Linked DNA regions of Homo sapiens: region 1 is linked to region 2. The links are chromatin loops, found by intact Hi-C in ENCODE. Cell type or tissue: heart right ventricle. All regions are shown on one strand. Links, peaks and the distances in the headings refer to the core of each region. The heading gives the core; the rest is flanking DNA. Region 1 overlaps TMEM266 (transmembrane protein 266). Region 2 holds the start of LOC124903531 (a long non-coding RNA gene).

Region 1 (11,572 bases), core at 1,289-9,288, 60 kb after region 2:
CACATGTAATCCCAGCTACCCAGGAGGCTGAGGCAGGAGAATAGCTTGAACCCGGGAGGCAGAGCTTGCAGTAAGCCGAGATCATGCCACTGCACTCCAGCCTGGTGACAGAGCAAGACTCCATCTCAAAAAAAAAGAAAGAAAAAAAAAGTAGAGAAATTATTCTGGAATACCTAAACCACAGAGCCCAATCCCATCATTGGACAGGAGAGGATGCCAGGACCCAGAAAAGTGAAGCGACTTGTCCAGAGGCTCACTCCTAGTTTGTGAAAAAGCTGGGACTAGACTCAGGAAGTCCTGAGGCCTTAGTCCAGTGCTGCTTCTTTTTTTTTTTTTTTTTTTTTTGACAGAGTTTTTCGCTCTTGTTGCCCAGGCTGCAGTGCAATGGCGCAATCTCGGCTCACCGCAACCTCCACCTCCCAGGTTCAAGAGATTCTCCTGCCTCAGCCTCCCAAATAGCTGGGATTACAGGCATGCACCACCACACCCTGCTAATTTTATATTTTTAGTAGAGACGGGGTTTTTCCATGTTGGTCAGGCTGGTCTCGAACTCCTGACCTCAGGTGATCCGCCTACCTCGGCCTCCCAAAGTGCTGGGATTACAGGTATGAGCCACCGCACCCGGCCGGTCCAGTGCTTCTTTTCAAAACTTGGAATGTCATCTTTGGAAAAGGAGAGTAACTAATAACCATCTGAATGTGGTTACAACTGGAAATACGTTTATTTCTCTCCAAACTTTGTCTTCAAACCGGCCCTGCTGGCTCTCTCTTCCCTGCCCCTTGATGATAACTTTGACAGACTTCATAGCTTTCTGGTTACTCATAATTTCAAGAACCTCAATTAAGGTTAATTTTCAGGTGTTTAAAAAAAAAAAATGCCGAATCTGGTCTAAATCAAATCTTTAACTTGACACCCAGTTCAAAGCTCCTCCCCCTGCCCTGGGTAAGACTGAGCACAGCTCTAGGTCTTGCAGCAGGGAAGCGGGGGAAGCCTGCACTTTCTCTCCTCCTCTCTGTCCCCCACTGCTTCTTGCTTTCTGGGGTCAGTGAGGGGTCTGGGGTGGGGCTGGTGGGAACCAAAGAGTAGAGTAAAGGGGCAAAAGTCTTCACACTTGGTTGCAGCTCTCCCTTGGCTGACAGCATTCTCTGGGTTGCAAGTGTCCAAATGCTGAATGTTCCATGGGATGCAGCTATGGTTTCTCAAGAGGCCTTATGAGAATCTCCATAGGGTGTGAGTTAGGGGCACCAAATGGAGAGGTGCTCTTGGAGCCCTCACTCTTGGCTGGGAAGAAACAGCCCTCTCCCACCCACACTGGGAGAAGTAGGGACAAATGATCGTACTTTCCCTCACACTGCCCAGTGACTCAACTCTCCTTGAATGCCTCATCTTTCCTTCACACAGGCTGTAGGTGGGTAATGGTGGCCAGAACAGTTCACCAGTCTGTCTATAGATCTTGTGGGGTTGTGCCTAGCTGTTCCTCTGCAGAAGGTGGGAATACTTACCACCTAGCATCTTCACAAAATATCCCATTCGACATCCCATGACAGGAATCCTGAATGTTGTCTGCAGGGAGGAGGTACTTCTTAATTTTGTAAAGCCTTGGCACTACACAAAGAGGAAGCAGCTGCTGGAAGTTCCTGGGGTAGCAAGGGATCTACCCAGGAACTTCTGCAGAAAGGAGTGGCTGCCTCCCAAGACAACCCCCTTTATCATATAGAACGTCAAGGAGCCTAAGGAAAAGACTCTGAAAGTTGCTTCTTCCCCGGGACAAACCAGACTGGGTGTGTCAGGATAAGACAAACTCCTGAGTCTGTCCTTCAATGACTATGTGGCACTGACTGAGCACTTTCCTCTTTCTGGGCCTCAGGCTCCACATCTGTAAAATAGTGGGAGGGTAAGTATTTGTCATTTTTGGTGGCCTAGCATTGGAGGACCCTCTGTATTTGGAGGAATATCAAGATAGGTGGCTGGCAAGGTCCCCTCTTCCCCATTATGGAAGCCCAAGAGGGAGGGGACATATTGTCTTTCTCCCTACCCTTGCAATGTAGTTATAGCATGGAAATGTGACCTGGGCTCAGCCAAGAACTTTGAATCCTTAATAAGAATGGAAAAGTCTAGCTGTGGTGGAATAAGTTCCAGAGGTATGGCAGTGTTGACTGGGAGTGGGTAGCCCAGAGTACTAGAGTAGTAGTACTAGAGTACTTGAGCTGTACCTAGCCACCATTATTTTCTGAGCTGGCTCTCTAAGACCTTATGACTCTGCAGAAGTGCCCATGTTCTTCTGTCATAAACATGCTTGGCTCACAGCCCCCATTTCAATTCCTTTCTTCCTTGTCTCCCTCTATTCTAGAGGCCAGAAAGCAAAACAGTTGAATTTCCATAGTCCTTAGCATTCAGAAGTAGTCATGTGATACAGTTGTGATGAATAAAATAAAGAAATAAGTCCCTTCTCCAATATGAAGGCAAAACCTGGAAGGAAAAAGGCTTTCATGCCTCATCTTCATCCTTCCTCCTTCTTCCTAACTGGAACACAGATGAAATGCCTGGAGGTGAAGCAGCCATCCATGACTATGAACAGAATGCTAAATAGAACCTCAGCCTCTGATGACAGCCCTGAGCAGCCGGACAAGCCCTGGATTTCTGCCTCTAGACTTATTACACAAGGAAAATAAGATATCCGCCTATTTAAGTCACTGTTTTTCAGATTTTCTTACTCCCAGATAAACACATTCCTTCCTGATCTACTTCAATATTAGGAATATTCAATAAATGCAATAAACGTTGCATAATATTCAATAAATTCAATAAATATTCAATAAATGCAATAAAGGTTGTATAATATTCAATACATTCAATAAAAGTTGAGCTGAGAATGGTATTTACAGTTGTACAATATCTTATAGTTTATAAATTGTCATTACTGCTGAAGTTTCTCAGGGTAGGTTTCTTTTTTTTTTTTCTTTTCTGAGACAGAGCCTCACTCGGCTGCCCAGGCTGGAGTGCAGTGGCATGATCTTGGCTCACTGCAAAGTCCACCTCTCGGGTTCAAGCAATTCTCCTGCCTCAGCCTCCCGAGTAGCTGTGACTACAGGCGTGCACCACCATGTCCCGCTAATTTTTTGTATTTAGTAGAGATGGGGTTTCACCATGTTGACCAGGCTGATCTCGAACTCCTGACCTCAGATGATCCACCTGCCTTGGCCTCCCAAAATGCTGGGATTACAGGTGTGAGCCACCACACCCGGCCCACCAGGGTATGTTTCTGTTGCTTAACACCAGAGACTCTGGTTGGTACCTTGAGCTCTTAAGGTCTCCTCCAGCTCTGACAGTCTATCCTCTTTAAGAGGAACATTCCTCTTACTATGCAAACTCATATCAACCTCAGCTTTTACAACTCAACCAAAGAGAAGAGCAATCATCTCGCTTTGAGGTGGTTCATCACCAAACCAGGCCCTATCTCCTCCTGCTTTTTCTGTCCTTTGATCTATTCCTTAAAGCCAACAGCCAGCCCACCCATGAGTCGACCTAGCCTAGTGTGACCTCACAGAGCTACCTACTTGACTAGACTTACAATTTCCAGAGGCAGATAGATTCCTGCTAACTAGGCCGAATCTGAGTTCAGTATGACATGTTCGTACAATATTTTGTAGTTTGAAAACTTAAACTATCTTTTTTCTGCTATGTCACTGATCCTTGCAACAATCCTGAGATAAACAGGGCAAGCATAAGGACCCTGATGCTCACAGAAGTGATGTGCTGTAGGTTCTAGAGATGATAAATAAGATGACCATATGACGGGAGAAAGTGTGGGAAGGAGAATGTACACTGGGCTAGGAGTCACGAAGCACAGGCACTATGTTCCAGCCCTGCCACTCATTAGTAGCTTGACCTCTTGCAAGTCTACCTGTCTGGATCCAGTTTCTTCATCTGTACAACAAGGATGCTGGATGTATTAGTTAGTGCAGGCTGCCATAACAGAATATCATAGATTGGGTGGCTTAAACAACAGAAAGTTATTTTCTTACAGTTCTGGAAGGCTGGAAGTCCTGGATCAGGATGCCAGCATGGTCAAGTTCTGTAAGGGCTCTCTTCCTGGCTTGCAGACAGCCACCTTCTCACTGTGTCCTCACATGGAAGCAGGAGAGAGAGATAGTATCTTTCTTCCTCTTTTTATAAGGGTACAGTACTATCAGATTAGGGACCGACCCTTATGACATCATTTATCCTTTATTATCTCCTAAAGACCCTATCTCCTGATAAGTCACATTGGGGGTTAGGGCTTCAACATATACATATATTTTTTGGAGGGGAAACAACTCAGTCCACTGTATTGGATATGATCTTTGGAGTTCCTTCCACCTGTTAGCACAAGTCTGGAACACTGAAGATACAGTAGTCTATGGAATTAGTAATTCTACCTTGCCTCCTTTTGAGAAACTACACAAGGCTTATTTCTAGACTATTCGTAGGGAACATTTTGGAGATCATCTGTGTAAACACTTTCCCATCCCTAGGGCAATTAACAAGCCAAAGGTAATCTCTGGCCAAATCAGGTCTCTCCCAAAGTTGGGGCCTTAAAGTTTTTCAGAAAGCATGTATTTTAACTGTCACTTTTAGCCTTTGGGTATGGCATGCAATTTCTGCTACTGCATTTAGAAAGAACATAATGATGACTGTCAATTGGAGGTGGGTTTTAAATCACAAGTCTCCAGCTAAATTTTCTAAGAGCCATGAAGATTACTGAGCAATTGTGGCCTTTCAGCAAAGCACAAAGTACCTTGTCAGTCCTACTTTATGCAGCACCTGCGAGTGCTGTCTTAGAGTGGCTTTATGGTCAGAAGCAGGCTCTGGTGGGGAGAGCTGGCCCTTTGCAGGTCAAATATAATTCCCTCCAGTCATAATCAAATATTTCAGATTTCTCCAGAAATATTAATTATTTTTGGTTTGATATACTTATTGTCAAAGGCCGACAAGTACTTTGAGCACTTAAATTACAATGCCCCCCACAAAAAAATACCCCAAGGATGATTTTAACAGTCACAGGATGTGTTATTGCATACTTTAAGCTCTTAAATACAATGCCAAAAAAAAAAAAACCCAAGAATGACTTTTTCTTTTCTTTTCTTTTCTTTTCTTTTTTTTTTTTTTTTTGAGACGCAGCCTTGCTCTGTCACCCAGGCTGGAGTGCAATGGCGCAATCTCGGCTCATTGCAACCTCCGCCTCCAGGGTTCAAGTGATTCTCCTGCCTCAGCCTCCCGAGTACAGGCATGTGCCACCACACCAGTTAATTTTTTGTATTTTTAGTAGAGACGGGGTTTCTCCATGTTGGCCAGGCTGGTCTCAAACTCCTGACCTTAGGTGATCCGCCCTCCTTGGCCTCCCAAAGTGCTGAGATTATAGGCGTGAACCACCGCACCCAGCCCCAAGGATGATTTTAACAGTCCCAGAATGTGCTGTTGCATCTAGACCCGAGGCCTTCAGGAGTAAGAAGATGGTCTGCATTTCTGTAATTTGTTTACATCTCCTTATTTATGATATAATCTACAACTGCTTATAGAGTCTAAATTTTCCTTGTCTGTGTAATTTCAAACCCAAATTTACCTTTCATGTATATTATAACCCAATCTTCATCTTCATTTGACCCAAATTATCTAAGTTCTGTATTCTTCAAACTAGAAAGATGCTGAGTTTTCTGTATTGATCCTATGGAGAACGGTTCTCAAATGGGGGTGACTTTGCACCCTAGGGGACATTTGGCAATTTCTGGAGACATTTTTGGTTGTCACCACTGGGGACGGGGGGTAATCGCGGTAGTACCGGTGGCATCTAGTGGGTAAGGGTCACGGATGCTGCTAAATATCCTACAATGCACAGGACTGCCCCTGCAACAAAGAGTCACCTGGCCCCATGTGTCAACAGTGTTGAAGTTGAGAAACTCTGCTACAGAATGTCAAGATGCAAAGCATATGGTCCTTTGTGGCTTCCAGGGTTGTGGGGTGGGAAGCTGTTATACTGGCAGCACAGCTCTGGCACTCTTCATGACCCCAGGGACACACACAGCAGATGCCGATGAAAACTTAGGCTGTCTTTGCCAGGCCAACTCACAACGCCAATAAAGGGGTTAATTTTTTTTTTTTTTTTTAAGTAGGCAGCCCTTCCTTTGATTTTCATCCAACTTCAATGCCCTCTTCACCAGGGCAGGAAGGAGAAAGCAAGCAGGACTAGAACACAGTGGCTCCAGAGCAGGCCTATAGCAAGGTCTGAAGGGTTGATAGATTTGATACTCACAGCTTTACAGCTCATTTTATTCTGAGAGTAGAGAGTATAGAAAAAACTTCTAAACACTTCTTAAAAATTCTAACAGCTTTATAGGTTGGTAGGATTTCAAGCTACTTTTTAAAAGCATTAAATTATTCCCTGTGCTCTCATTATTTTAATTATTTCTATATATCCCTCCTCGTTCCAAGAAGGTTCTGACATGGGTAACTCTCCCTGTGGTGTTGACTTAATTATCCCGTATCAAGCTTACATGAGCTCCAGGACTGATCAATACAGGTTTCAATTTAGGAGGAAAAAGGATTTTGGAAGGGCCAAGTAAAACCATAATGTTTTGGCAGTTAAAAGATATGAGTTAAATTCCCACTATGTGTAAAGTTATAGTGCTAAATGCTGAGGAAGATATTTTTTAAAAGTATAAATCACAGCTGGTGCCCTTAAGTAATTCATACTCTGTCTGAGAGAGACAGGCTCCATGCCCAAGGGAGGCTGTCTTCTGCTACAAAGCAGGCTGTGCTTGGTGGCTCCTGGGCAGGGGCACCCCTCGGCATTCTTCCCTCCTCTGGCCAGGGAAGGAGGGGCAGAATAGGAAGAGGTGAGGGTGGTTGAGTGGGGAGTGCGCGGGACAAAGCCTCAGAAGTGGACGCACACTGGGGAGGGTCTGAGATATAAACAAACTAAACGAGAGCCAGATCTTAGAGGTCCTGATGGCTAGAGGGAGGCATTTGGGTTTTATTCTAAAGTTACAGGCATGTACACAGGAAGTTATATGATAAAAAAAAATAGCATTTGTTGGGTGCTTACCCTTTACTAAGCATACTATTTAATCCTCTGCCGTAGCTACTCTTCTCCCCATTTTACCGATGAGGACACTGAGGTACGAGGGTTAAATCACTTACTCAAAGCTACTCTAGCAAGTGCTAGAGCCAGGATTCACATCACAGGCAGAGCCCACACTCTTAACCACTTCAGACTGCCTCTTGATAGAACAGGAAGGATGACAGCAGAGGAGAGACCAGATAGACACGGACACCGCTAGGAAGGAGCTGCCGACAGACAGCATTTCAAAGAGTAGAGGAAGTCAATGGGGTCAGATGTTGCTGAGCCATCATGAACGAAATCTGAGAAACAGCCATTGGATTTATATTAGGCAATCACCGGTGACCTTTAAGAGTTCTGTTTCAGTAGAGGGGTGGGGGCAGGAGCTCCTTGCAGGGTATCAAGAAGGGCAGTGATAGAGCCTTGCATAGAAACTGACAGTTAAAAGACAGGGAGAAATGGGAGAGAAATTTCCAAGCTTTTCTTTTGAGACTGTGTCCCAAAACAATGGAACTTTTTCTTTGTTGAGGAATTGCAATATATTTCACCTTGTTCTTTTGTTTTGATGGGCAAAGCTAACAAATTTTAGGAGTCATGGTTAAAGGAGAATTAGTAACTGTCATAGAAATTGTTTTTTAAAAGCCCTGCATCAAATTCAGGTAAAGTACAAAGATTTGACTATTTCAAAGGAAACTGTCATGGGCAGAAGGTTAATTGGCCTTATGCATTGTATTGGCTGGAGAAAATGGCAATTGTGTAACCAGGGTGGGATGGTGTGAGGGAATTGTAGATAAAATAACTTGCTTCAGACCTGTTTTGAGCCAAGGGAAAGAAGCTGAAGCATTGCATGCATTACGGCTTGACAGTGAAATCTAGAGAACAGCTGCCTGGACTTCCAAAAACCTGGGCTGCAAAGGGCAAAAATACTTATTAAAATTCCTTGTTTTAATGAGTTCTGGGAATAGGAGTTATCAGCCTCTGTCCTAGCTACTAAGTAGTTTCTATTACAAATCAAAAGCAGTTTTAGGGAGGCTGTGTTTTTTGAAGGGGAAATCCTCTCCTGGCGGGTAATTCAGACTGCCTAGGGCAGCAATTAAAGCCATCCGGGAGGAGGAGAGGAGGCCTTTGTGGCTGAGGAGCAGTTTCTCCCAGGCTTCTTTCCATAACCATGAACTCCCTTTAGCATCCCAGTGTAGTCCATTCTAAAGTGTTCTGCAGATGAATCAGTCCTCAAAGTGCCTATGATTTTGCTACGGCCCAAGAACTACTGCAAACAATAGATGAATGAAAGATATATGTGGAGTCCTTCCTGGGACTGCTTACACCAAAGACATCTCAGGCTGTGATGCTTCTCAGACACATGGGGTAAGTGCTTTGGCAGTGAACTCTCAGACCCTGGCTCAAACAGGGATGACACCAACAGGTATTTAATGTTTAAAAAATGCAACAGGCTAATAATGCAGGCAGTGCAAGGATTCACCTGTCTGTGTAAAAAGCCAGTAGGAATGACCGTAGGCTCCTTTTCCTTTCTAGTGACTCAGGCCACTGGGAGAGTTGATGGATGGCTGAAGGAATCCAGAGTCTCCTTTGGAAGTTCTTCAAAAACATTATGCATTCCCATTACAAGGGAACCCACACAGATCTCTTCTCCATCCCAGGCCATCTCCCCACGTACCATTTGCTGCCTCGTCACACATCCCAACCCTCAGGTGACTTTTTCCCCATCTTTACAGGTTCCTCTCTTCCCAACACCGGCTCAAGAGTAAGCCAGATCTTTCCCGATTCTTCTCTACTTTCTTGCTGTTCCCCCAAACAACACATAAAGCTTTTGCATTTTAGAGGTTTCATTGCTCACTACAGAGAACAGTAAGGACTAACAAAAACAAAAAGTGTGGGAAGCTGGAAAGATTCAAGGATACCATAGTGATTTGTTGATTCTTTTTTCACAGTACCAGAGTTGGGGGAGTGAACAAAATACACAGAACCCCTGCCCTTTGGAGCATTCATTCCATGGGGGAGATGGGCAATACACTTAACAACTAATTAATATAGTAGGCTAGGAGGTGCTACGAATAAAAGCAAGACAGGGAGGAGGAAAGGATGCTGTGGGAGTGGGGATAGTTTTAAAGGAGTGGTTGGACTATGAGCAAAGCTGAAATGAGGCGAGGGACTATGAAGATACCTGTGGGAAGAGTATTCCAGGGGAGAGAACCATTAGTGCTAAGGGCCTGGGGCAGGGGGTACAGCAAGGAGGCCAGTGTGGATGGAGCAGAATAGGATGGGAGGCCAGAGAACTATGGGGCAGAAAGTGCTTCATCTTGCAGTCAGGGTGCAAAAGGCAATGAGCCCAGAGTTTGAGCTATGCTGACTTGGGCTCAAATCTTGGCTCTGCCCCTTAGGTCATATACCTTGGGCTCCCCCACTTCTTATCATATAAACAGTTGACCACAAAGGGTGGTCACTGCAATATGAGATGTGAAACTTCCTATCACAGGACACAGCACACGACAGCCATAGTAAGAAACAGAGACTGATGAAAATCAAGTATTTCAAAGTAATCTGTGAACTTTTGTGATTCAAGACTGTCGACAACTGAATAAAAATCTCATTTTAAAGAATACTAAATTAAGAAATACTTTAAGAAAAAACACATTTCATAATGAAGTAGCTTACAAGGTCGATCAAGGAAAAACAAATATCCCAGTTTTAGTGCCTTATTCAACAATGTACTAAAATATTCATTATAATCAGTCACCACAGACATGTGAGTTTCATAGCTTGGAAAACTTTTCCCCCACTCTCCCAAAAACTCTCGTGAAGGGAATAAAAACAAATAATGCTTAAGCATTAATAGTTTCCCATATGACTTTCCCAGTTTAAATATATGTTTTAAGAGAAAAAAAAAGTAGTCCAGAAACACTTTTATATTTCCTGAATTGGCCTTTGCACGATAAAGCCTTCTCAGCTCTGCATTAAATGAAATCCTGCTTGAATGGAAGACAGCAGACTAGTCCGTTTCTCAAACTCTTCAATCATGAGATTCCCAACTGAAGAAGATAGTGATGCTCCCCACAGGAAAACTCATTTCCTCCCCAGAAATCAAGTAACACCTCTTGCTTTCTGCTTCTTGCCCAGTAACATCAGGACTCATCTTGAGTTTATCTGATCATAGACTGGAAATCCCCAAGACAGAAAGATCCTGTCTCAGCATTTCTGTAAACACCAGGGAATGTGCTCCTCCTAAACTGAGTGTTTCCCACGAGGCAAGAATACTATGTACAAACCGCTATACTGTTTCAAAAGAACAGTGTAATGAAAAAGGTAACATCATGTTGCTCTAAAACCAATCACATTGACCAAGGCAAAAACAGAGCTTATAAAATTAAAAGAGATAGTCTTATATTTCCTACTTAATATTATTCATCAATTTATAATTAAAAGCTGTTATTTGCATGGGATATACTTTCCAAATAATTCCTTCTATTCACCTATACCTTTCTCACCACTATCTCAACTATGTGACCTGAGTAGAAAAGCTATTAGCCCCACTGGGTGAATTTTCACTGATGCAACTACAGCAATTTCTAAGTCCATGAGAACTGCTAGGAATGTTTAACAAAATCCAATACCTGCATTATAATAATGCACTTTAAAAAAATGATTAAATACACATCCATAGCTGAATGCAGAGATTCCAAGAACTTTGAATGCATAATTGCTACAATCATAGAGAGACTGGATTACGAGCCACGGCTGGTACGGATGGATTCCTTCCTCCCATTAAGGCACTCACAGGCAAGTGTGATAGACAATGTTGCTCTGATGACTGGCAGTGAGACCAGAAGATAGTGTGAAGGGCAGCAAGGAGGGTAGGGTGGGATGCGATAATGGAAAATGGGAGTGATTCATTCTACTTAATGCATATACGTTTTATGGGTTTAAATCTGGAGGGAAACAACTTTTTAAACTCAACTCCTTGTGTGTGAGAATTAAATGGAAGCACATCTTGGACCCCACTTTTTATAGGTTTAGTGCCACCTCAAAAAATTCCATACTGATCCATTCTGAAACAACTGCTTTTCTTACTGGAAAGCCACAAAGTTGGTGCAGAATCTATGAAATGGAAAATTAGACCCAAGCCAACATGCTCATGCATAAGCTTGATTTTAATGAAAAGGTACACGGAGCAGCCGCACCTGGAGGAAAAGCCCCCTCAGGGCTCCCCACCTCCAGTATCCCCATGTGCTTGAGTTTGCATCCTTACCCTGTCCCTGACTGTGTGACCTTGGGCAAGTTAGTTAACCTTTCTAAGTCCTGGCTTGTTCATCTTCAACATGGACATAGCAGGTTTGCTGTGAGGACTAAATGAGCTCATACACAAATAGTTTTAGCTCAGTACCTGGTACATATGAACATTTAAGAAACATGTCCTTCTCGTGATTAGATGTGACACTCTGACCATTTTAGAAGCAATTA
Region 2 (11,572 bases), core at 1,342-9,341:
TTACCTCAAGTGATCCGCCCGCCTCGGCCTCCCAAAGTGCTGGGATTACAGGCATGAGCCACTGTGCCCCGCCCATAATAATTATTTTTTTATAAATTAAAAGGGCATAGTCTGTTGAACCTGAGTATATTCCAACACATTTAGATGGCTGAATATACTCTTAAAAACTGGATTGGTAGGCCAGGCGCGGTGGTTCACGCCTATAATCCCAGGACTTTGGGAGGCTGAGGCGGGTGGATCATGAGGTCAGGAGATCAAGACCATCCTGGCTAACACGGTGAAGCCCTGTCTCTACTGAAAATACAAAAATATTAGCCAGGCATGGGGGCAGACGCCTGTAGTCCCAGCTACTCAGGAGGCTGAGGCAGGAGAATTGCTGGAACCCAAGAGGTGGAGCCTGCAGTGAGCCGAGATCACGCCACTGCACTCCAGCCTAGGCGACAGAGCGAGACTCCATCTCAAAAAAAAAAAAATTGGATTGGTAAACAGCATATACTTTTCTATCAACCAGTGCTACAGTACCATCTAGAAGTCTTCTGGGAGACAGGGCAACCCAGCAGAAGATATGCAGACAAAATAACTCAGAACCCAGGTTCTTAAAGGAGCGAGGAAGTTCCTTTAAGCAATGTGTAATTAAGAAAAGAGAGTGCTCAAGTTAAAGAAACTTAAGGAAATCCTGGGAAAGTCTGAACTTAGAGCAACTGGAATTAACAGAGACAGAGAGCTCTCTAAAAGCAGAAGGGCAGCCAAGGAGGAAGCCACCAATCATATCCACACCAGATGTTTGTGGGGCAATAGAAGCAAGGGACAAAGGCTCAGAGCCAACACCAAGGAGAAATGGACAGATGTTTTGTAACCACATCTTACCAAGGGCTTCACCTTCCCTTAGTATTCCTTAGTAAGGAGGGTCTAAGCATGAAAAACAGAACTGTCCTCTATAGTATTTGGGATTTCATATCCATTTTATACTAAGTCTTATAAAATTCCATAACAGATTTAATCAGTATCAATCTTTTTATGTTCTCTTTATAAAACCTCAAGTTAATAAAGTCTTCTGAGACTAAGATTGATCACATAGAATGTCTAAACCCAACTGACAATGAAGTCAGAATTGAGATATCCATAAATGGGAAGCCAGGTGAGCAAGCCTTCTTTCCAGAATGGTGTTTTAACAACAAGTTGTATTTCCAAATGAGGTTTGTTTGTTTGTTTGAGACAGAGTTTCGCTCTTGTTGCCCAGGCTAGAGAGCAGTGAGCAGAGGCGTGATCTCAGCTCACTGCAACCTCCGCCTCCTGGGTTCATGCAATTCTCCTGCCTCAGCCTCCCAAGTAGCTGGGATTACAGGTGCCTGCCACCACGCCTGGCTAATTTTTGTGTTTTTAGGTTTCACCATGTTGGCCAGGTTGGTCTCGAACTCCTGATCTCAGGTAATCCACCCACCTCAGCCTCACAAAGTGCTGGGATTACAGGCATGAGACACCATGCCTAGCCCCAAATTAGTATTTTACATGCTACACAAGGTATTAGCCCTGTGGGGGATATAATGGGAAGGTCATTACTTTCATGGACCTTCCTGTCTCTCTGGGCAGGCAAATTTAAAAAATACAAAACTCCAAACTTTTTGCACATTTCTAGTAGTGGAGAACAAGTAAAAATTCACAAATCTGTATTTATAAATAATAAACATTAATTACCACATTAATACAGCCAATATAAAACATATACAAAAAAGAAGTAAAGATTATGAAAAATTTTTTTTAATTTAACTTTTTAGGAAGGAAAATTTCAAATATATACAATTGTAGAGAATTGTATCATGGACCTCTAATTCCCCACCACCCAACGTCAACGTTATTAACTCATGGGCAATCTTTTCTCTGTATCCCTGCCTGTCTCCACCACTCATGACTGTTTTGGAATAAATCCTAGATGCCGTTTCATTCACCTGTATTTCAATATGTAGTTCTAAGGATAACGAGGAGAAGGATTCCTTTTAAAAGAAGTAATCACAAAACTATCATCATCCCCAAGTCAACAATCTCTTCTTTGAGACACAGTTTCACTGTCACCCAGGCTGGAGTGCGCTGGCGCGATCTTGGCTCACTGCAACCCCTACATCCCAGTTCAAGCAATTCTTTTGCCTCAGCCTCCCAAGTAGCTGGGATTACAGGCGTGTGCCGCCATGCCCAGCTAATTTTTTTTATATTATTAGTAGAGACGGGGTTTCACCATGTTGGCCAGGCTGGTCTTAAACTCCCAACCTCAAGTGAGCCAACCGCCTCGGCCTCCCAAAGTGCTGGAATTACAGGCATGAGACACTGCACCCGGCGGTTTTTTTTTTTTTTTTTTTTTTTTTTTTTTTTTTTTGACAGGGTCTCACTCTGTTGGCCAGACTGGAGTGCAGTGATACAACGGAAACTCACTACAGCCTTGAACTCCTGGGCTAAAAGTGATCCCCCCACCATCAGCCCCCAGAGTAGCTGAAAAGCACAAGCCACCACACCCGGCTACCTTTTGTATTTTTTGTAGAGAGGAGGTCTCAGTATGTTGCCCAGGCTGGTCTCGAACTCCTAGGCTCAAGCAATCTTCCCGCCTTGGCCTCCCAAAGTGTTAAAATCACGGGAGTGAGCCACCATGCCTGGCCAGGATTTTCTTTATATCATTAAATATCCAGGCATTGTTTACATTTCCCCCATTTGTCCTGTATATATTTTTTTAAGGTTTGTTGAATCAGGAGCCAAAGAGGCCACACATTATGATTAATATGACTCTTAGGTCTCATTAAATCTACAGGTTTCCCCTTCCTCTACCTCATTTTTCACCTTGCAATTAATTGGAAAAACTGAGTCATTTGTCTGACAAAGTTTCCCACAGTCTGGATTATGGTGATTATATTTCCTTAGCAGTTTTTTTTGTTTTGTTTTTTGTTTATTTATTTGTTTTGAGATGGAGTTTCACTCTTGTTGCCCAGGCTGGAGTGCAATGGTGTGATTCTTGGCTCACTGCAACCTCCACCTCCCGGGTTCAAGTTATTCTCCTGCCTCAGCCTCCTGAGTAGCTGGGATTACAGGCATGTACCACCACGCCCGGCTAATTTTGTATTTTTAGTAGAGATGGGGCTTCTCCATGTTGGCCAGGCTAGTCTCGAACCCCCTAACTCAGGTGATCCGCCTGCCTCAGCCTCCCAAAGTGCTGGGATTACAGGTGTGAGCCAATGCACCTGGCCTCCTTAGCAGTTTTCTAACATGTTTCTCTGTCCCCTATGTTTCCTATACATTTTAATTAGTTTATAGATTTTAATCAGATTCAGGTTCAATTTTTTTGCAAGATTTCATAGGTGGTGCCATAACTTCAGTAGGAGACACATATTGTCTTCTTGTCCCTCTTTTTATTATACTAACAGCCATTGATAATTGCTTCCTATATCAATTAATTCATTAAGGTTTGCAAAAATGGTGATATTTTAATTTTGTTGTCCCTTTTTCATTGGTCAGCTTCTATTCAGACTTTCCCTCCTCAGTTAATGGATTAGCCTAAGGTATGGTTTATATAAGCAAAGAAGGAAAATGCTTAACTTTCGCCCCTTTATTTGTTTTCAAAATAATGAATTAGCATCTTGGTATCTTCCAAAATGATCAGTGAGGTGCTTATGGTTGTTTAAGCAGCTCCAGGGATTCATTCATTCACTCAGCATGGGTTGAGCGGAGGAGCAGATTCCCTGAAAAAGTGGCAGCAGTTTCCTGGAAAGGAGATATGGGAGAGGGGAAGAAACGACTGGCCTCTCTGGTACAAGGGCAAAGATGAGGGAGGAAAAGATGGTAAAATCATATTTAGATGGACAATAAGCAGGTGGCTTCAGCTGGAGGTTTTAATCCTTAACAAGCAGCACATTTTAGAAGGCAAAATTCCCTATGACGATGGGAATGCTGAGCCTGTTTGTTATTTAAAAATAATATTTCCCAAACAAAATAACCCTCAAAACACAAGCCTAGCACGAAGCAGGCATAGTCTAGCACTCTAAAAATGAACATCCGAAGTGCCAACCTGCTATTCCATAAACCTGGTAAAAGTGGAAGATAAAACCTGTTTTGGATTTACTGGGTGGGTGGGAAGGCTGCTTTTAAGACTTTAGTCAAATTCCAGTCTCTTCCACTTGTTGGTCATGAGTCTATGTATTTACCCATATATGTGTTCCAGCGAGATCTGCCAAGTTCAACCTTCCTAAGCTAATATCCTTGGAATTTTAGGGCTGAAAAAGGCTGCTAAGATCAAGTAGTCAGTCCCCTAAAAAAAGGCAGAATTCAACTCACCTGTCCCCAGAGGACCCCAGGTCTGTTCATCACCTCTTACTTGAGTGACAGCCCCATGGCACACATGACCTGCTTTCATACCCATTTCAGCGTTTCCCATGCCTGGTTTTACTCTGAATCACCTGGGGATCTTTGGGGAAACAGAAACTCATAGGTGCACTGCAGAAATGCTAAATCAGAACTCTGCAGGTGAAGTTTGAGAAGCTCTTTAAGTTTCCCAGGTGTTTCTGACATGCAGCCATTCCACTTGACCCTCTGTATCAGTGGTTCTCAAACGTTCTCATGTACCAGAATAATCACCTAAAGGGCTTATTAAAACCCAGCTTGCTGGCTCCGCCCATGAAATTTCTAATTTAGTATGTCTGGAGTGTTCGAAAATGTACATTTCTAACAAATTCCCAGAGGATACTGATCTGCTGACCCACCGACCACACTCTGATCTACTGAATCAGAAAGTTTGCTCAAGGTAAAGTAGTTATTTTTATCCCTATTTTGCAAATGAAGTTAAATGGTTGCAAAGCTACTGTGTTGGAATTAGCAGAAGCTATGCTGACCAAGCTGAAGAACCAGAGATAGGGTGTATCAGTTAGAAATACTTTTGTTTGCAAACAACAGTATACCTAGCAGTGACTTAGGCAATGAAGACTTCAGGCCAGGTGTGGTGGATCATGCCTGTTATCCCAGCACTTTGGGAGGCTGAGGTGGGTGGATCACTTGATATCAGGAGTAAGAGGCCAGCTTGGCCAACATGGCAAACCTCATCTCTACTAAAAATACAAAAATTAGCTGGGTGTGGTGGCTTGCACCTATAGTCTCAGCTGCTCTGGAGGTTCAAGTGGGAGAATTGCTTGAGACCGGGAGTTTGAGGCTGCAGTGAGCTATGATTGAGCCACTGCACTCCAGCCTGGGCAACAGACCAAGGCACTGTCTTAAATTAAAAAAAAAAAAAAAAGGACTAGAGGTAGATGATTCCAGAACTGGAGAAGTGGCACCCAAGCTCTTTTTTCCCCCGCATAGCTGAGGTATGACTGACAAATAAAATTGTATATATTTGAGACATAAACTGTAATGTTTTGATATATGTATACATTGTGAAATGATTACCACAATCAAGGTAATTAACATACCGATCACATCATATAATTACCTTTTTTGTTTGGTAGTAATGAGAATACTGGAGATTTCCTCTCAGCAAATTTAAGCATACAATATGTTGTTATTGACCATTATTAGTCACTATGGTGGTTATTATTAACCATTATTAGTCACAGACCTAATATATTAGGTCTCCAGCATGTATTCATTTTATAACTGAAGATTTATACCCTTTGACCAATATCTCCTCTTCTCCCTCACCACCTGCCCCCCGCAACCCCTGGTAACTATCATTCTACTCTCTTGTTACTATGAGTTCAACTTTTCTTTTAAAAAAAAGATTCTACATATAGGCTGGGCACAGTGGCTCACGCCTGTAATCCCAGCACTTTGGGAGGCCCAGGCAGGTGGACTACCTGAGGTCAGGAGGTCGAGACCAGCCTGGCCAACATGGTGAAACCCCATCTCTACTAAAAATACAAAAATTAGCCGGGCATGGTGGGCGCCTGTAATCCCAGCTACTCAGGAGGCTGAGGCAGGAGAATTGCTTGAACTCGGGAGGCGGAGGATGCAGTGAGCCGAGATCATGCCACTGCACTCCAGCCTGGGCGACAGAGTGAGACTCCGTCTAAAAAAAAAAAAAAAATTCTAACTATAAGTGAGATCGTGCAGTATTTGTCTTTCTGTGACTGGCTTAGCATAATATTCTCAAGGTACATCCATCTTGTTGCAAGTGGCAATATTATTGAGCTCTTTTTAAAGGCTGAATAATATTCCACTATATATATATATATATATATATATATGTCTGTGGGTGTGTGTGTGTGTGTACACACACATATTTGTCTATTGATGGACACTTAGGTTGCTTCCAAATCTTGGACATTGTGAATAGTGCTGCAATAAATGTAAGAGTGCAGATATCTCTTCAAGATAGTGATTTCCTTTCCTTTGAAAGGAAAGGAAATCCCACTCAGCAGTGGGATTGCTGGATCATACGGTAGTTCTATTTTGAGTTTTTTGAGGAGCATCCATACTGTTTTCCATACTGGCTGTACCAATTTACATTCCTACCACAATACACAAGGTTCTCTGTTTTCCACATCTTTGCCAACACTTGTTATCTTTTGACTTTTGACTTTTTTATAATAGTCATCCTAAAAGGTGTGAGGTGATATCTCACTGTGGTTTGGATTTGCATTCCCCTGATGATTGGTGATGTTAAGCACCTTTTCATAAACCTGTTGGCCATTCGTGTGTCTCCTTTGGAGAAATGTTTATTCAGGACCTTTGCCATCCCCATCCCCCCCACTGCCTTTTTTTTTTTTTTTTTTACATGGAGTCTCATTCTGTCACCCAGGTTGGAGTGCAGTGGTGCCATCTCAGCTCACTGCAGCCTCTGCCTCCCGGGTTCCAGCAATTCTCCTGCCTCAGCCTCCCGGGTAGCTGGGATTACAGGCATGTGCCACCAGGCCTGGCTAATTTTTGTATTTTTAGTAGAGATGGGGTTTCGCCATGTTGGCCAGGCTCGTCTTGAACTCCTGACCTCAGGTGATCTGCCCACCTGGGCCTCCCAAAGTGCTGGGATTACAGGCGTGAGCCACCATGCCCAGCCCCATTTTTTTTTAACAGGGCTATTGAGTTGTATAGGTTCCTTATATATTATATATTGAGTTATATGGGTTCCTTATATATTATATATTGAGTTGTATGGGTTCCTTATATATTATATATTGAGTTGTATGGGTTTCTTATATATATTGGATTTTAACTCCTTATCTGATAACTGCTTATCAGATATATTGCTAAAACATACTTCCTCCCATTCAGTAGGTTGCCTTTTCATTTTGTTGTTTCCTTTGATGTGCAGAAACTTTTTTATTTGACGTCATTCCTGCTTGTTTATTTTTGCTTTTGTTGCCTGAGGTTTTGCCTCCAAAATATCAATGCCAAGACCAATGTCAAGCAGCTTTCACCATATGTTTTCCTCTAGGGTTTTGATTTTTATGTATGGTGCAAGATAAGCGTTCAGATTACTTTTTTAATGTAAATATCCAGTTTTCCCAGTTTTTCTATTGAAGAGACTATCCTTTTCCCATTGTGTATTTTTGGCACTTTTGTCCAATTAGTTGACCATAAAGGCATGGGTTTATTTCTGGGCTCTTTGTTCTGTTCCATTGGTCAGCCTGTTTTTATGCCAGGACCATGTGGTTTTGATTACAATAGCTTTGTAATATAGCTTAAATCAGAAAGTGTGCTGCCTCTGGCTTTTTTTCTTCTTGCTCAAAGTTGCTTTAGCTATCTGGGGTCTTTTGTGGTTCCATACAAATTTTAGGAATTTTTTTTTTTCTGTGAAAAGTGCCATTGGAATTTTTGTTTGTTTAGAGAGAGTCTCACTCCATCATCAAGGCTGGAGTACAGCAGCACAATCATAGCTCACTGTAGCCTGAAACACGTGGGCTCAAGTCATCCTTCTACCTCAGCCTTCAGAGTAGCTGGGACAACAGGCACGCACTATTATGCTTGGATAATTTTGAATTTTTTTTAGAGTTGGGGGTCTTGCTATGTTGCCTAGGCTGGTCTGGAACCCCTGGGCTCAAGCAATTCTCCTGCCTAAGACTCCCAAATAGCCTGGATTACAGGTTCAAGACACTGCACCCAACTCACTATTGGAATTTTGATAGGAATTGTATTGAACCTATAGATTGCTTTGGGCAGTATGGACATTTCAATAATATGAATTATTCCAATCTATGAACATAGGATATCGTTCTACTTATTTGTGCATTCTACAATTTCTTTCAACAATGTTTTCTAGTTTTCAGTGTACAGAGAACCCAAGCTCTTCTCATCCTTCCATGCCCCTGTCTTGTGTGTGATAGATTCCTTATGCTTGTTTCCCTGTGGTTGCAGAATGGCTGCTACAGCTCCAGCTTGCACATCCTCACACCGACTCCCAAACGAGAAGAAAGAATCAAAGGCTTTCTCTTTACAAGGCTTTGATCTTTTATTCAGGAGGCATCTTTCTAAGCTCTCCAGACAACATTTCCTGATGTCTCCCTGGGCAGAGCTAGGACAGGGCTGCAAAGGAGCCTGGGCCAATAGGCAGCTGGCCAAGGGAGTTAGGGGTGCTATGTGAACCTAGTCCAGTCAAGATTCATCCCTTGGGACCGGACACGGTGGCTCACGCCTGTAATCCCACCACTTTGGGAGGCTGAGGTGGGCAGATCACCTGAGGTTAGGAGTTTGAGACCAGCCTGGCCGACATGGCGAAACCCCGTCTCTACTAAAAATACAAAAATTAGTCAGGCATGGTGGCACACACCTGTAATCCCAGCTACTCAGGAGGCTGAGACAGGAGACTCACTTGAAACCAGGAGGTGGAGGTTGCAGTGGCAGTGAGCCAAGATCACGCCACTGCACTCCAGCCTGGGCGACAGAGCAAGACTCCATCTCAAAAAAAAAAAGATTCATCCCTTGGGGATAGGCATATTGTTTCCATAAACATAATCTCGGTTGTCTTAGCAAGGAAGAAGCAGGGAGGGACTATGGCATAGGTAACTAATTGTATGCTAGACCAGGTTTGGACACTTCTGATGTGGTTCTGAGGCTCAGCTGAGATAAGCTTTCTGGGTCCCTAAACAAGACTGGCCAAATGTTGGTGAGTGGCTGGCAGCATGTGCTCTCACAAAACCTTGGGGTTCTTTTACGTGGAGATAGCATTGCATGCATGTGAGGTTCAGTTCTAACATCATAAAGCCTGCTTTAGAATCTGCTCCTAGGGGGAAGCCACTGAGCTCTGGCATGTTTCATGGACATCATGTTCCACACCCTCAGGAGGAGAAGGTTGTATTTCTTGTGCTTGATGAGAAAGGTTTCTGTACAACAGATGCTGGTCCTCCTTGTTGTTACCTTGACCCCCTAATATTTTACTCCATTAACAAGGAGCTAAAATGAAGAAAATCAATCACACACCTGAGCATTCTCCCACTCCAATCTCCAGTCTATTGCAAAATTATTAGCTGCAAATCTGCTAAATGAATGGGCAGAGAGCCCACAGTGGCTTTCATCTCTAGGTGAGCCAAGGTCTCTTGTGGACCCCTTTAACTTTCTATTGTTTGCTCTTTTTCACTTACTTAGTGATGTAGTCTGTCAATTACTACTGGTCTCATGCAGCATGGGAAACACAAAATAAGGTTACACAAAATCAAACCATCCATCATTACTCAGTTACTCTTTTCAGAAAGCCAAAAGGACAATTATCGTAATTCTTCCCTTCCCCTCAATATCTTTTTTCCACTTTAGAGCTTCCCTAACAAACACTTCTGTAAGTGACCCCACTGAGACAAAGGATCCACTTGCTCCTCGCCCCTAGCTGGCCTAGGCTGAAAATAATACCACCCAGCAAGCAATCCTCAGCCCCAGCCTGATGTCATTTTCCCTCCAGAATTCTGCAGAGTTTCTGGAGAACTAAAATATCTATGATTTTGAGAACCACCAACAATGAGCTAGGGCTGCAGCGGCTGTCCCAGTATCTCTAACCCTCCTTCAATCAAGCAAATCTTAAGTATAAATGCCACCTTTCAAACACTTTGCAAATTTCCAAATTAATCTTTTGCTTTACATGCTATTAACTAAAATATGTTAGGAACCCGGATATAATTAACTTTGCCAGTGAATACTACATGGCACCAGGCAAGTAACTATTCTTTGGTAAATGGAGGGAAAAAGTCCTCTTTCTTCAATACTTTTCATACTACATATGGTAAGATTGTAAAAAAAAGATCCCATTTTTTACCTGCATTGTATCAATGCCCTGTTTGTCATGTAATTTTTCATTACCCTTTTACCTGGTGGTTGGCCTTGGCCATTTGGTTGACCAAGCAAATCCACTTGCTTTGTCCAAATAGATGGTAAGCAAACATGAAAGCTCTCACATGATTGGGCCTGCCCTCTCTTGCACCTTTCCCATCATCATGACAGCATACTCAGGCTGGCCTGCTAGAGGATGGTCATTGCCCCAGTCACCTCAACTAAGGCCAGCCAACAGCTGCCCTCCAGGCATGTGTGAGAGAGGCTAAGCCAAGACCAAAAGAGCCACCCAGCTGTGCCTAGCCTAAATCACTGACCCACAGACTCATGATCTAAATAAAGGGCTTTTTGGTTTGTTTCTCAATTCATTCTTCAGTCACTTATTAGCATCTTCTATGTTCCAGGAACTATACTAAACATTGAGGTTATCAAGATAAATGAGACATGATCACAGCACTCAAAAACTCATGGGGTAGTAGTAGAGACAGATGCATAGATAGACATTTACATCAAAGAAGTGAGAATAGTGAAAGACTATCAAGGAGTGTTTTGTGAGCTGTAAACTTCTGTAACTAATGATTAACTAATGATTCCTCACGCTGGCAGGCACAATCTCCTTCCTTGCTTCAGCCACCTGTTAAAGGTTTGTTTTGGCCGGGTGTGGTGGCTCATGCCTGTAATCCCAGCACTTTGGGAGGCCGAGGCAGGCGGATCACTTAAGGTCAGGAGTTTGAGACCAGCCTGACCAACATGGTGAAACCCCACCTCTACTAAAAATACAAAAATTATCTGGGCATGGTGGTGAGTGCCTGTAGTCCCAGCTACTCAGGAGGCTGAGGCAGGAGAATCACTTGAACCTGGGAGGCAGAGGTTGCAGTGAGCTGATATCGTACCACTGCACTCCAGCCTGGGTGACAGAGTGAGACTCCATCTCAAAGAAATAAAAAAAAAAGAACACCAAGAAAGGCTTGTTTTGTTAAGCCCACCAAGTTTTTAGGGTGGTTTGTTGTATGAGATTATTGTGGCAATAGAGCACTGATACATTATAGACAATTGTCCACTGCAACACATAAAATAATACATTTTACATCACATATATTGGTATATATATCTTTGTATTATATATAAATACATAAAAGTTAAACCTCTCTGCAGCTTCCACCTTAATCTTTCAACTTCCCTGCTCCATCCTCTCTTGAGGTCCCTATGTCAATACCCAGGCATAGAAATCCTTGCTCAGAATTAAGCAAGCATATACTCTTATTTATAGGCTGATATTTGTGGGTTTGTGTTGAACAAAATAAAATCAACCCTGCAATTTGCTTTTATCACTCAGCAGTATATATGGACATCC

What was found. Peaks named below come from ENCODE experiments on the same cell type or tissue, not always from the same donor. Only the 100,000 strongest peaks of a DNase experiment are listed, where the experiment ranks them.
Region 1: it touches region 2 in a loop (4-fold over the local background); 83 of 110 quality-filtered maps call a loop at or near these places.

The regions. Positions count from the first base shown.
Region 1 is chr15:76,061,212-76,072,783 of GRCh38, reverse strand. The region is part of intron 1 of TMEM266 (transmembrane protein 266); the gene reads right to left. Among named protein-coding and RNA genes, the nearest start is that of TMEM266, 7.0 kb to the right of the region's middle. In heart right ventricle, for the core only: no CTCF peak of the experiment used is centred there; no DNase peak of the experiment used is centred there; H3K27me3 peaks cover 3,441 bases.
Region 2 is chr15:76,121,015-76,132,586 of GRCh38, reverse strand. The region is part of intron 1 of TMEM266 (transmembrane protein 266); the gene reads right to left. LOC124903531 (a long non-coding RNA gene) reads left to right here and starts at 4,722. Exons shown (of 3, transcript XR_007064723.1): 1 at 4,722-4,777. In heart right ventricle, for the core only: no CTCF peak of the experiment used is centred there; no DNase peak of the experiment used is centred there; H3K27me3 peaks cover 3,742 bases.